Linked DNA regions of Homo sapiens: region 2 is linked to region 1. A link is an interaction called in ENCODE POLR2A ChIA-PET data of the cell type or tissue named here. Cell type or tissue: GM12878. All regions are shown on one strand. Each heading gives the region's core, and the rest is flanking DNA. Links, peaks and the distances in the headings are about the cores only.

What was found. Peaks named below come from ENCODE experiments on the same cell type or tissue, not always from the same donor. Only the 100,000 strongest peaks of a DNase experiment are listed, where the experiment ranks them.
Region 2: POLR2A ChIA-PET joins it to region 1 with 9 read pairs; 2 of 35 experiments call an interaction of 5 or more read pairs at or near these places.

Annotation. Positions count from the first base shown.
Region 1 is chr15:70,122,948-70,128,744 of GRCh38, forward strand. No RefSeq gene overlaps it. Among named protein-coding and RNA genes, the nearest start is that of TLE3, 28 kb to the left of the region's middle. RefSeq lists enhancers at 2,658-2,837, 2,848-2,897. In GM12878, for the core only: no CTCF peak of the experiment used is centred there; DNase peaks (open chromatin) are centred at 2,825 and 4,569.
Region 2 is chr15:70,060,410-70,066,206 of GRCh38, forward strand. TLE3 (TLE family member 3, transcriptional corepressor) reads right to left here. Exons shown (of 20, transcript NM_001105192.3): 7 at 5,605-5,797; 8 at 4,045-4,061; 9 at 121-240. Among named protein-coding and RNA genes, the nearest start is that of MIR629, 16 kb to the right of the region's middle. In GM12878, for the core only: no CTCF peak of the experiment used is centred there; no DNase peak of the experiment used is centred there.

The DNA of each region.
Region 1 (5,797 bases), core at 318-5,317:
TCAGTGACAGTGTGGGGACTAGAACCCAGGGCTCCTCCTTCCTAGAACTGCCCCTTCCAACTTTACCACCTGCCTCTGGATCCTGTGGGAAGCTGGCTCTCCTTCCTCCAGGATGCAGGTTGTTGCCTGGAGCAGCGGCTGACCCAGACCCCACACTTTTAGCCCAGGGCCTATTGGGGCCTGCATGGGAAAGGTGAGAATGAACTCACCACCCTCCCCTCTACCTGGCCCTTAGCTGCCTCCCTTTATCACCTTGTTAAGGACTTTTTCCTCTCCATTTGGAACCTGGAATTTCATTATTTCATATGTGAAGCTTAGGGATAATAGGCTGCCACTTGAAGGCTGCTTTTCACCTTCCAAGCCCTCTGCAGACTGTTAATTAGTCCTCTCTGGCATGCTCCAGTAAGTGTTCTTGGTCCAGGAAAGGGGAACCCAAGGGAGGCCGAGGGACTTGCCTCAGGGATGTGGGGCTGGCAAAAGCCTGAGGAGGAAAAAGAGGAGCCCTGCATTCTGGAAACTTCTCCTAACGGACACCTAGCTCACCTAGCTCCCAGGCTCCTTTCCTGTTAGGACGGCTGAATAACTGAGGGCAGGAGCAGATGGGAGCCCTCCTGTGGGAATATGGCTCAAAGAACTTCACAATTGGACCCTAAGTTGGAATCCCATCCCCTGCTAATTGCACGACCTTGGATGATAATTAACCTCTAAGCCTCCGTTTTCTTTTCTGTGGAATGGAGGTAATAACAAAGTGCTCCTTGATGTTGAGGATTGAGCTAGGTAAGTATCTGGCACAGAGTGGTGCTCACTAGGAGTGAATGGATGAATGAATGAATGAGTGTGGCTAGTGGTGGGTTGGAGTGGGGGAGGATTAGAAGTATGGAGAGGCAAGATGGGGACGGAGAGGAAAATAGGGACTCTCCTTCTTCCTTTGCCCCTCCTTATCCTTAGCCCCAAGGCCAGGGGTTTTGCCCACAAAGCAACCACTATCCATGATGTTGCATGGCTGGTCAACGAGGGATGGATGTCTGTCTTTGCAAGCCTTTGACATCCCCTGAAAATGGTGATATTGTCTATTTTTAACAGTGGAGAACCCCATCGATGAGTTGCCAGGTGAGAATATGTCCATCTGCTCAGCCTCCCCAGCTGGACCACTGTGAGGGTCAAAACTAGACAGTGGATGCCACAGCCCTGGCTTCAGGGTCTCTCAGACCTGGAAACAAATCTCTGCTGCTCCACTCACTTGGACAAACACTCAAGCTAAAGCAGGGAGATCCTCCCTGCCTCTCAGGATGATCGAGTTTGGTTCTGTGATGAGCTGTATATGCACACCAAGCAGCTCACTGTTGAGCTCAGTGGTAGCCAAAGCCAACAATGTAGGTGCCTGGGACACCAAGCACGAGTTGCACCCTTGGGTCCATGGCCACATGGAATGGGAGGGAGGTTGCCTCCAGCCAACTGGTCACCTACCCAGTCCTCTCCATAGACTGGCATGGGAGTTAAAAAGGAGGGCTGAGAAATGTGTTCAATGTTTAAAAGTCATTCCTAGCCAGGTGTGGTGGCTCACACCTGTAGTCCCAGCAATTTGGGAGGCCGAGACGGGAGGATCACTTGAAGTCAGGAATTCGAGACTAGCCTGGAGTTTGAGACCAGCCTGGCCAACATGGTGAAACTCTGTCTCTACAAAAAAAAAAAAAAAAAAAAAAAAGAAACCCACAAAAATTAGCTGGGTGTCATGGCACACACCTATAATCCCAGCTACCAGCTGCTTGGGAGGCTGAGGCATGAGAATCTCTTGAACTCGGAAGGCAGAGGTTGCAGTGAGCCGAGATTGCACTACTGTACTTCAGTCTGGGTGACAGAGTGAGACTCCATCTCAAAATCAATAAAATAATAAATAAATAATAAATGTCATTTTTTACATTTTGGTACCCTCTAAATTTCAGTACCAGGGACCCCTTTGCCCCCCATCCTACTTGGGACTCCTGTGCAAGTTATTTAATGACAGTTTCATCCTTCATGTTGTCTCTTCAAACCCGTCAAAAGCAGGGACTGAGTTTGGGGTGTGTCTGGGTCCCCAGTGGCTGGCACACCATAGGTGCACAATTAATACTTGCTGTTGGTGGTGACAATGTAAGGGATGGGGGTTTAGAACGTGGGAGGGATCAGAAGGACCTCATCTCATGAGGAATCAGAAATACTGATCCTGCCTCCTGTCTGTGCCCAGAAGGTAGAAATATTGAGAGAGAGAGAGAGAGAGGATGGGAAAAGCACCCATGAGAGAAGTGAGTACCACCTGGCTGGTGCTTCCACCATCTGCCCAGCCCTCTTGACTGGGACAGGGGGTGCATAAGGGCTAACCAGATATGAACAGATCCCTGAGGCAGGGTGTATTTGCTGAAGGGTGGGAGGAGCTAGCTGGTTAAGGGATGGCATGGGGAGAGGGTGCTAGGGGAGCATTCTAGGGTAGAGCCCCAGGGTGGGCAAACTCCAGAGGGGCACAAGGTAACCTCTGCCTGGGGAGATTCCTCCTTCCCTCAGCAGCCAGCATCTCTTGGGGCACTGCAGAGAGCAGGAGCCCCCAAGCCCAAGAGACTTGGGGCATCTCAACCCCGCTTCTCACAACAAGTGTGATTTGGGCAAATTATCTAACGAGATATGGCTGGAAAAGGCTTGTCCCTCCCATGTGCAAAATCCCCACTGTCTCCCCAGTGCCTGTGCCAGGCATCTGTGGTCTGGCAGCTGTGAGGATGGTTTCATGTGTAATCTATAGGTTCTTTCCACGCCTTTCTGAAGCTTGGTGAATGCCTGCTACCTTCTTCTGTGATGTGACTCCACGGTCAACCAGAAATGACACTTCACATTCACTCATGTGCTCACTTGCTCACTACTCAAACTTTATTGAGTTTTTCTATATCCCACAGTGCTGGCCACTGGAGGTTGGATGCGAGTCCCCACCTGCCGGGTGTTTACAGCCCCCTGAGGGAGACAGACAAGCAAATGAACCATGACCACACAGAGTGATCAGAGCTCAGCAATGAGACTGTATCCGTGGGTCAGCAACACTGCCTGGAGGAAGCATTAAGGTTTGAGCCCAGAGAGAAGAGAAGATACTGAGGTTGGGAAGAGAAGCTTCCATGTGGAGAGGGGCACATATGCAGGTCTGGAGAATCACAAGTACTTCAGCAAGGCCTAGCAGAGAGCTGAGGGGCTAGGTGGTCAACGGCCTCACATGCTGGGCTTTATTCTGAGGGTAACGGGGAGCCATGGAAGAGTCTGGAGCTCCAGAGTGAAATGTTCAGAAAGTGTTCTTTTTCTTTTTGGCTAGAATAATAATAACTGAGCCAACACTGGTTATTCTGTGGGAAAACACACAGATCATTGCTTAATAGAAGTGGTCTATTCGGAAGAAAAAGCCTGCTGAAAGGTGGGATCCAGAGAAAGAACCAAACAAAAGGCCAAGCAAAAGGTGGTGATGACATTGGTGACCTCAGGCCCATACCATATCTCTTCACCCCACCACCCCAGCTTTGCCCCCGTTATTTCAGACAGACCTTCCTTCCTGTTGGGACACGTGTGTGTGTGGCTGTGCCTGTGACTTGGCTCTGTGGTCACCTGCCTGTGTGTGCCACTGCCCCTGCCTCCCTGCTCTCCACCACTCCATCTCTCCAGAGCCCGGTTCTGCCACCTCCTCCAGCAAGCCTGCCCTGGGCCCCCCTGGTTCCTGAGAATATTTTGCTATATCCACTTGGAAGAACTTTAGTAGGGTTTCTAAGGCAATGTGAATGCTGCGGTTGGGCTGTGAGGTAGAATAATCAGTGCTCAGACCTTAACCTGCATAACCAAACAGTAAGCAATTTGAGGGCAGGGGCTATGCCTCATTCCTTTCGGGAGACCTCAGTCATCCAGCTCTGTGCCTGAGAAGCAGCAGGTCCCATATTAAAATGTCTGTTCAGTGGATTCATGTTTCATTGTGTGCATCCTAAACTTGTCCAGGACTACTGTGAGCCTCCTCTTTGGAATAAGTGTAGGACCCCCCTAAATTTCTGCAGGGTCATTCTCTTCAGTGCCTGGTGGCCCAGTCTCCTTTCTGAGCCTTCTGGACTTGCCAGGTACAATTTACTGTCCCTTTTGCTGGGCTCCCATAGATTTTGGTGCCTATCTCTATTGTGTTTCTTATTCTATTGGGTCAAAGGCATTTTGTAAAAAGCGTCCACTCTCTCCACCTCCCCACCCCCACACCCAGCCCAGTGTCTAATTTGCAGTAGGAGATCAATAAGTGTTTGTTGAATGAAAAAAAATGTACTAGCAAGAGTACAGGACCACTCCTTAGGCATATTAAATGGGAACACAATTACCAATTGAATTCGTTTCCTTCAAAAGAGCCATGTATCCTGGAAGATCCATTCCAGACGTCCAGATGGCAAGACTGGGGAGAGCTGGGAGTTATTCCTATTGAAACCGTTTCCTCCAGAAGGTCTAGAGTTCAAAAGGGAGGCATTTGCCACAAACAATTGGGCCAGTGTGAGACGATGTGGGTGGCACGTTGCCAAGGTCTTGGTGGGACTTTGAGCAGTTACCAATGCAAATAGGAGAGAAGACTTATCCCCAGGGGCAACTGTGGTCACCCAGAAATGGAGCCTTTGGCAACAAGGAGAAAAAACCAGGTCAGCCACTGCACGGGGATTTTCCTAGGGCTGTGGAGTGGCCTCTGGACTTGGAGTCAGGAGGCCTAGCTTCTCAGCTGGGATCTGGGTTTTAGATCAAGGGTTAAGATGATCTAATGCCAACCTTATTTTCCAGAGGCATTTTTCTGAGCCAAGAATTAAATGCAGGGCACATCAAAGGAATTTTCCTGATTTGTGAATTGTTTCTGCCAACTCAAGCTTCAGAATAAAGACCACTTTTCTCATTCTTTGAGATTTATCTATTGAATGCTGGACTATTCTGAAAAACTCTATGCCAGTGAAGCTCATCTCCCAGAGCTGTCCCTGTGCATCCTACTGTCTGACCTCACTGCCTTTGCTCACGCCCTTCCTCCTTTCAGAGAGTCATCTCCTGATATTGCAGCGTCATCCAGACTTTGTTCAATGTTAACTTTTCTTTGAAAGCTTTCTCTGATCACCACAATTTATAGTGATCCAGAGAGAGAGAGAGAGCCAATAAGCATGTAGAAGATATGGAGCACCTATTACTATGTAGTATTGGCTCAGCACTTACCATGTGCCAGGCATCGTGCTAAGCTCTCTACAAGTGTGATCACACTCAGCTCTCACAACAACCCTTAGAAGATCATTCTTAGACAATTTTAAAAATCCCCATTTGTGGGCTGGGTGTGGTGATTCACACCTGTAATCCCAGCACTTTGAGAGACACAAGTGGGAGGATCACTTGAGCCCAGGAGTTTGAGAACAGCCTGGGCAACATAAAGAGACCCCATCTCTCCTAAAAAATAAAAAAAAATTAGCTGGGCATGGTGATGTGTGTCTGCAGTCCCAGCTGCTCTGGAGGCTGAGGCAGGAGGATTGCTTGAGTCCAAGAGACAGAGGCTGCAGTGAGCTGTGATCATACCACTGCACTCTGCCCTGAGTGACAGAGTGAGATCCTGTCTCAAAAAAAAAAATCCCCATTTATGGTGGTCATTAGTGCTGTCATCCTATACTTCTGATTCTCTTTCTTCTGAGTACAACGTAGAATTTCACTTCCTGACCCCTTTGTGGTTGGTGAGGTGGAGCCATGTGAATAGTTCTGGCCAATGCCTTGTGAAATGAAGTAACACATCGTTCCAGATTGGATAATG
Region 2 (5,797 bases), core at 261-5,260, 63 kb before region 1:
CCTGTGCTTCTCTGACTCACTGCCAACCACAAGAAGACCCTGGCCACAGCTTGGGCCCTGCAGACACCCCCTGCCCTACCCAACAGAAACCCCAGTGGTGCCATGGCGCCTTGGACGTACGTATCGGCTCAAGCTGTCCTTCTCCTCCGCCTTCCGCTTCTTGGCTTCCATGCTGTAGTCCGCAGAGCCCCGGTGCTTCTCACTGGCCCGGAGGCTTTCCGAGGGTGACACAGAGTTATTCTGGAAGGAAAAAGAGGGTTCGGGGTTAAAACTTTCTGCTGCGTGTAACAATTCACACATCCGCACACAGCTAAGTGCAGGTGACACGGAGGTCAGGGGAGGGAAGAGAAGCTGAACTCCTCTCTGCCCTGCAGATCGTGGCTCCATCAGAGCCTTGCCAGGGAAGCCTTCCCCACTCCCCTGAGACTGAGTCCCCGGGGAGATGCCCTGGGCGCATCCCCAATTCTCTTTTGCAGCTCTGCACTGCTATTAAATAATTAACCCTGCAGTAAGCCGTCTGCCTTCTGGCCTGTGGGACTACGCTCTGTGAGGGCGAGGGTCACCTGGGTCTCATTCACCACCCATCTCGCGCTTGCCACACTCATTTGCTCAAAGGAGGGATAAGTGGAATTTGCACTGAGTCTTGTAAGATGGATCTGAGCTGACAGGCAGGGGCCATGAGCAATACTTCATTTGCTGAGCCCGACAGGAATGGGGAGATTGATAGGGAAGGAGGGCGTCAGGCAGCCACCAACTTCCCAGTGGAGATGAGCAGCCAAGCGTTCTGTGTGAACACCCCCGCCTCCACGGTGAGGCTGTCAGCAACTCTGGAGAAACACCAGGGTTGTAAAAAAAACAAAAATGCCACGTCATGAAGCCTTTCCCTCTGACAGACAGGGAAAGGAGCAAGGGCAGGGACAGTCACTGCCTCTGTAGCCATCACCAAGTGGAGACCCCAAGAGGTTGGTGAATGTGCCCAAGCTCCCCTAGCAGAAGGTGGCACAAAGGGAACCCCAAAATTTCGTGAGTTCTCCCTCAACTATAAAGCAAATGAGGATGAGAAGCCTTTGGGATGGGAGGCCTGGGAAGAGGGAAGATGACGGAGTAGTCCTAGGGGTTGATAGTGGTCAGAAATCACCATGTGGCTGTTACCACCGAGCTGGGGAGCAGGGAGGGAAGTGCAACTGGCAAGGGCACCTGCCAGCAAACCTCTGTGCCCAGAGACTAATATCAGGACCAATGCCCCTCTATGATATTGGTGAGGTTTACTCCTTTCTAAGAGTCCAAACTTTACCTTCACCCACCCACCAATTTCCGAGCAGCTGCCCTGGGTCAGCCCTGGTGCTGCAGGCCAGGAGTGGCAGAATGAATGAGATACAATCCCTGCCCTCCAGGAGCTCATGGTCCAGCTATGATGGAGCTGGAAGAAAAGGACAGGCCATCCCAGGTCCCAGTCCCCATGCAACACAGGAGGTCATATGGAGACCCAGAGGGACATCTGTTCAGAAGAGAAGAGCATCAGAAGGCAAGTGGAATGAGGCTTCCCTTCTCTTCTCCACTTTCCCAGAGGCCAAGCGTGGCTCAGGGGCAAGGGCCACTTGGAGGGAACGGGGCTGGGCAGTATTCGGTGGGAATAGTGCGGCAACCAGCCTCAGAACTTAATTTCCTTTCCTAAGCCGGGTTCTGGGCAGCCCTACCCGGCCAAGTTTCTGCCCGAAGCAAATTAAAATGGCAGAGTTATCAAGCCTTGAAGAAAAAATGGAGGTTATAATGGAACTGCAGCTCAACCTTCCCCACAGCCGTGCAGGAGCGGTGGCGATGCGCGCACAGCCACAATTCAATTAGCTGCTGCAATCGCCGGCAGAAAAATCACCGTCATTTCATTTCATTTCCTCTGACGGTGGTGGCCACCCTGTGCTAAGCAGAAATGCTTCCAGCCCCTCGCACTGGCTGCCCCTTGCAGGCGGGCGGGCAGGGGAGGGGGCGTGCGGCTGCTCGTGTTTCTCCTCGCGACCCGGTGCTCGGCTCGGGAGAACAGCGAGCTCTTTCTTCTCATGCAGTCAGGCTGAAAACCCTCGCCGCTACCGGAGAGTCATGTCAGGCATTTAGCGGCATCGATCCAGCCCGCCTCTGGCTGGCAGGCGGCCAAAAAACTAAGTATTTTTTATTGCTTCGGCTAGGCAAGGAAATATGAATGAAGCTACCACTAATTGGACTCCAGACTAACCCCTCTGGGACAGCTTCCAGCCCGTCCCCCCATCCCCCCTCCCACTCTGACACAGCCCTGTCCTTCCTGCCGTAGGCCTCATCTGTTGACAACCTGGTTTCCAAAGCCTGATTATTTCAGTCTACACCGCCGCTGACACCGTCACCACGCCACATGCCATGCGCACAGCCTCGGCCCTGCCCACTGCTGCCTCTGCCCAGCATCTTGATTCATTCCCACTGGAGTTTCCTGAGGCCCATGTGTGCCATGCATGGACCTCAGCGAGCATGGTAAACAGCCCAGCTCTTGGGGGTTCCCAGGGGGGGTCTTTTAGCAGAAAACTTTCACAGATGGGGCACAAAGCCAGAAGCCAATAGGGATGAGGATGAGGTAAAGACTCATGCTCTTTAGAGAGTGCTGGGCTTCCCACTCCCCCTCCAATTCCACTGAAGTGGGTCCCTGCTAGCCAGGTAATCTGGATCCTCAGTCAGGTTATAAAGGGTCTTCCGAAACAAAGCTGAGAGGTTGGTCAAGCAGGAATTATTCCCATGGTATGGATAAGGAAACTGAGGCTCAGAGAGGCCAAGAGAACTACACAGGGCCTCATAAAGCTGGGACCAGACCTCAGCCTTAAAATGTCCAATCCAGGCCTCCGCCTATCTAGGCAAACTGCCTCTCCGAAAAAATGCCACTGTTAGAGGATCAGTACCGAGGCAGTGAACATGGATTTTCAGCTTCAATGACTCCTCTCTTAGGTACCTAGCCATTCCTCAGCCCAAATGTGGTCCTGGATTTCTGAGCATGTAGGCGGGTCAAGAGGCCACGGACGCCAGCCTCACTGCTAATGGGAGGTTTAAAAAGTCAGCCTGGGTAGGGGGAGGGCCAGGAAGGGAAGGAGGGCTGGATTGGAGAGAGCTGCGCAAGGAAGCTGCTGTCTAGATGGTTAGTTAACTGCCTGACCTTCCAAGTCCTACTTAACACGAGGTAATAACCAAAGCCATCCTAACAGATTAGATGGCCCCAGATACAAGGACAGCGATGAGGAATAAAATAGCTTTGCTAATCGCTGGAGGATTTTTTTTATCCAGACTCCACTGCGCTTATTCAGAAGGCTTATTCACTTGAAACAGAACCTCGGAGCCTCAGTGTGATCAGAAAGATTTACAACAAATCTCAGAGCTGGCAGACACGCAGGCGGCCTGGCCTTAATGCTCGCCTGCTAGCACTTTCTTAAATCGAGTGAAAGCCCAGAGCAGGGAGAAACTGCAGGCGTTTGAAGGGAATGAGGAGGATGCAAGATCATACAGGAGGCATCCTAGCAGGGGGGTGGTAAAAACCTTGGCCCTGAACATGGGACACCTGGGTCCTTAGCCCTGGGTTTAGCCCAGAGACTCCACAAAGCCCCTCGCAATGGAAGATCCAGGGCTGGTCAGCTGACCTCTCAGAGTATCACCTCTCATATGAAACGGAGTTAGAGCTCATTTAGCCCAAGCTCTTCATTTGACAAATGGCAGACCTAAAGCCTGGAGAGAGGAAGGGCTTCCACAACTGAAGGTCACTCTCAACAGGTGACGACAGCAGCTCCCATTTTATGACAGTAGCTACCCCTCACCCTGCCACTGGCTCTGGACTAAGACATCAGCACTGAAGCTCCCAGCTCAGCAAGAGTAAACAAACAACAAAATCCCTAGTTACAACCCACAGAGCAGAAGCGGGAACCCAGAAGCCAGCTTTGGATACCGACTGACTGGTCTCAGGCCCGCGATTCTGGGAGCCCCGAGTCCCACCTCCTCCCAGCACCCAAACACCCCTCCGGGTTCCAGAGTGCCAACACTTACCGCACTGGATTCTCTCTCTTTGGGGAAAGAAGGCCAGGACAGGAGGAAGGTCAGGCACCCCAAAACAAAAAGACAAAAAAGAAAGGAAAAAGGTCAGTCTAAGTCCAGCTGGCTTTTGTGATTTGCTAGTGCACTGGTTTTAAAATGAGCAGAAGGCCTGGATTGCTGTCTCCGTGGATCAGCCAAGGCAGGGCCATTAGGTGGCGTTTCTCGGTTTGGAAATTTGCCACCCAAATTCCAATGCTGCCCCCACCCCTCTAGTCCCCAGGGTGGGCAAGGGAGGCCCAGTCCCCAGGGTGGGGAGGGTAGGCCTTTGACCCAGTTCTCCCTGTCATGCCAGAGGGCACCAAGTTTACTCTTTAGCAGGCTAGGGGTCTTAAGATCACAAGCTTGAGAAGGATCATGCCATATAAAATACCAGTAGGACCTGGGAGTTAAGAACTTTATTGTTAAAAAAAAAAAAAAAAAAAGGAATTTAACAGTGGTTTAATTTTGTTTTTGAAATTAACACCATTCTGTGATTCTTTGTCAGGATGCCCCTAAAAGCTGAAGCCTCTGAAACTGTGCCCAGCTAAGCACTAGCTCCCCAGTTCTCCTGTCTGCTATGGAGAGGCCCCTCTTCCTCTGCCAAAAGGACCATCCTACTGTAAGACAAAAAAATGTAGCCTCCAGTTCCCTGGACCGGCTACCACCCTGTGGCCTGGGCCAAGGCAGGATGGTGACATTCCAGGTCCCTAGTGCTCAGAAGGTGTTGGCTACGTGCCCCAGTAAATACCGTATCTAAGGGCAGAGTGCATTTGGCACCAATTTTTGAAAAGGGCCTCCCAGGGAGCCAGGCTTTTCTCTTTTCTGATCCAATGAACCACTCCTGAGGCCAAGCTCGGTGCAGCTTCATGGGTCCTCATGGTAGGGGCTGCAGAGAGGGTCAGAGAACAAGTTCTGACTCCAAGTCTATGTGATCTCTTGCTGGGGTGTGCACTACCCCCACTTACAGGCAGTCAGCTAACAAACCTTTACCTGAGCACTGACTGTGCACCTTTCCCAGGTTTCTGCATTGGTGAGACATAGATGTAAGGAAAACACCCAAGAACTTGGCACCTGTCCTAGGGAACTAATGATCGTGGTGAGCACAAGACATTTTCCAGGGGTAGGATGTAAGACGACAGTAACAAGGACTCAACTTTGGCATCCCAACTCTTAAACTCTTACAGGAACTTGAAAAAGCCCCTAGTCTGACCAGGAAGGCATCCTGAAGGGTTGGACTGGGGCTGGCCCCTGAAGGACAGGCAAGGGTGTTGTAGGAAGATGGGAGCGAGCTCCAGATGAACAGACAGGGTCTTCAGGACAGAGAATACCAGGTCCACACCAAGGAGTAGGAAAAGGTGCATGGGATGCGGATGGCATTGGCTTCCCTGCACCAGGTATCAACAGATGACTCCAAATCCTTGGTAACTCCTGGTCTTAGGACGACAGCACTTGCTGGGTCCACTCACTGTGAGGCCTATGAGCGCCCATGCCCACCCCTGCCCCGCCCCACCCTCTGCCCCAGCCCAGCCGCACCTCTGTGATCGAGTTCATGGTGGTTCTTCTCATCCTTCACCGTCAGATGGGCCTGGCTGCCCAGGGCGCCCAGTGCCAGCAGCCCGGAGCTGCTCCCTGTCACTGGGGGGATTCCTGGAGGCTGGAGACCTGACGGGTGGGGTGGCAACTGGACCGGGGGGCCGTGTGTGGCATGGGAGAGGTGCTGCGCCTG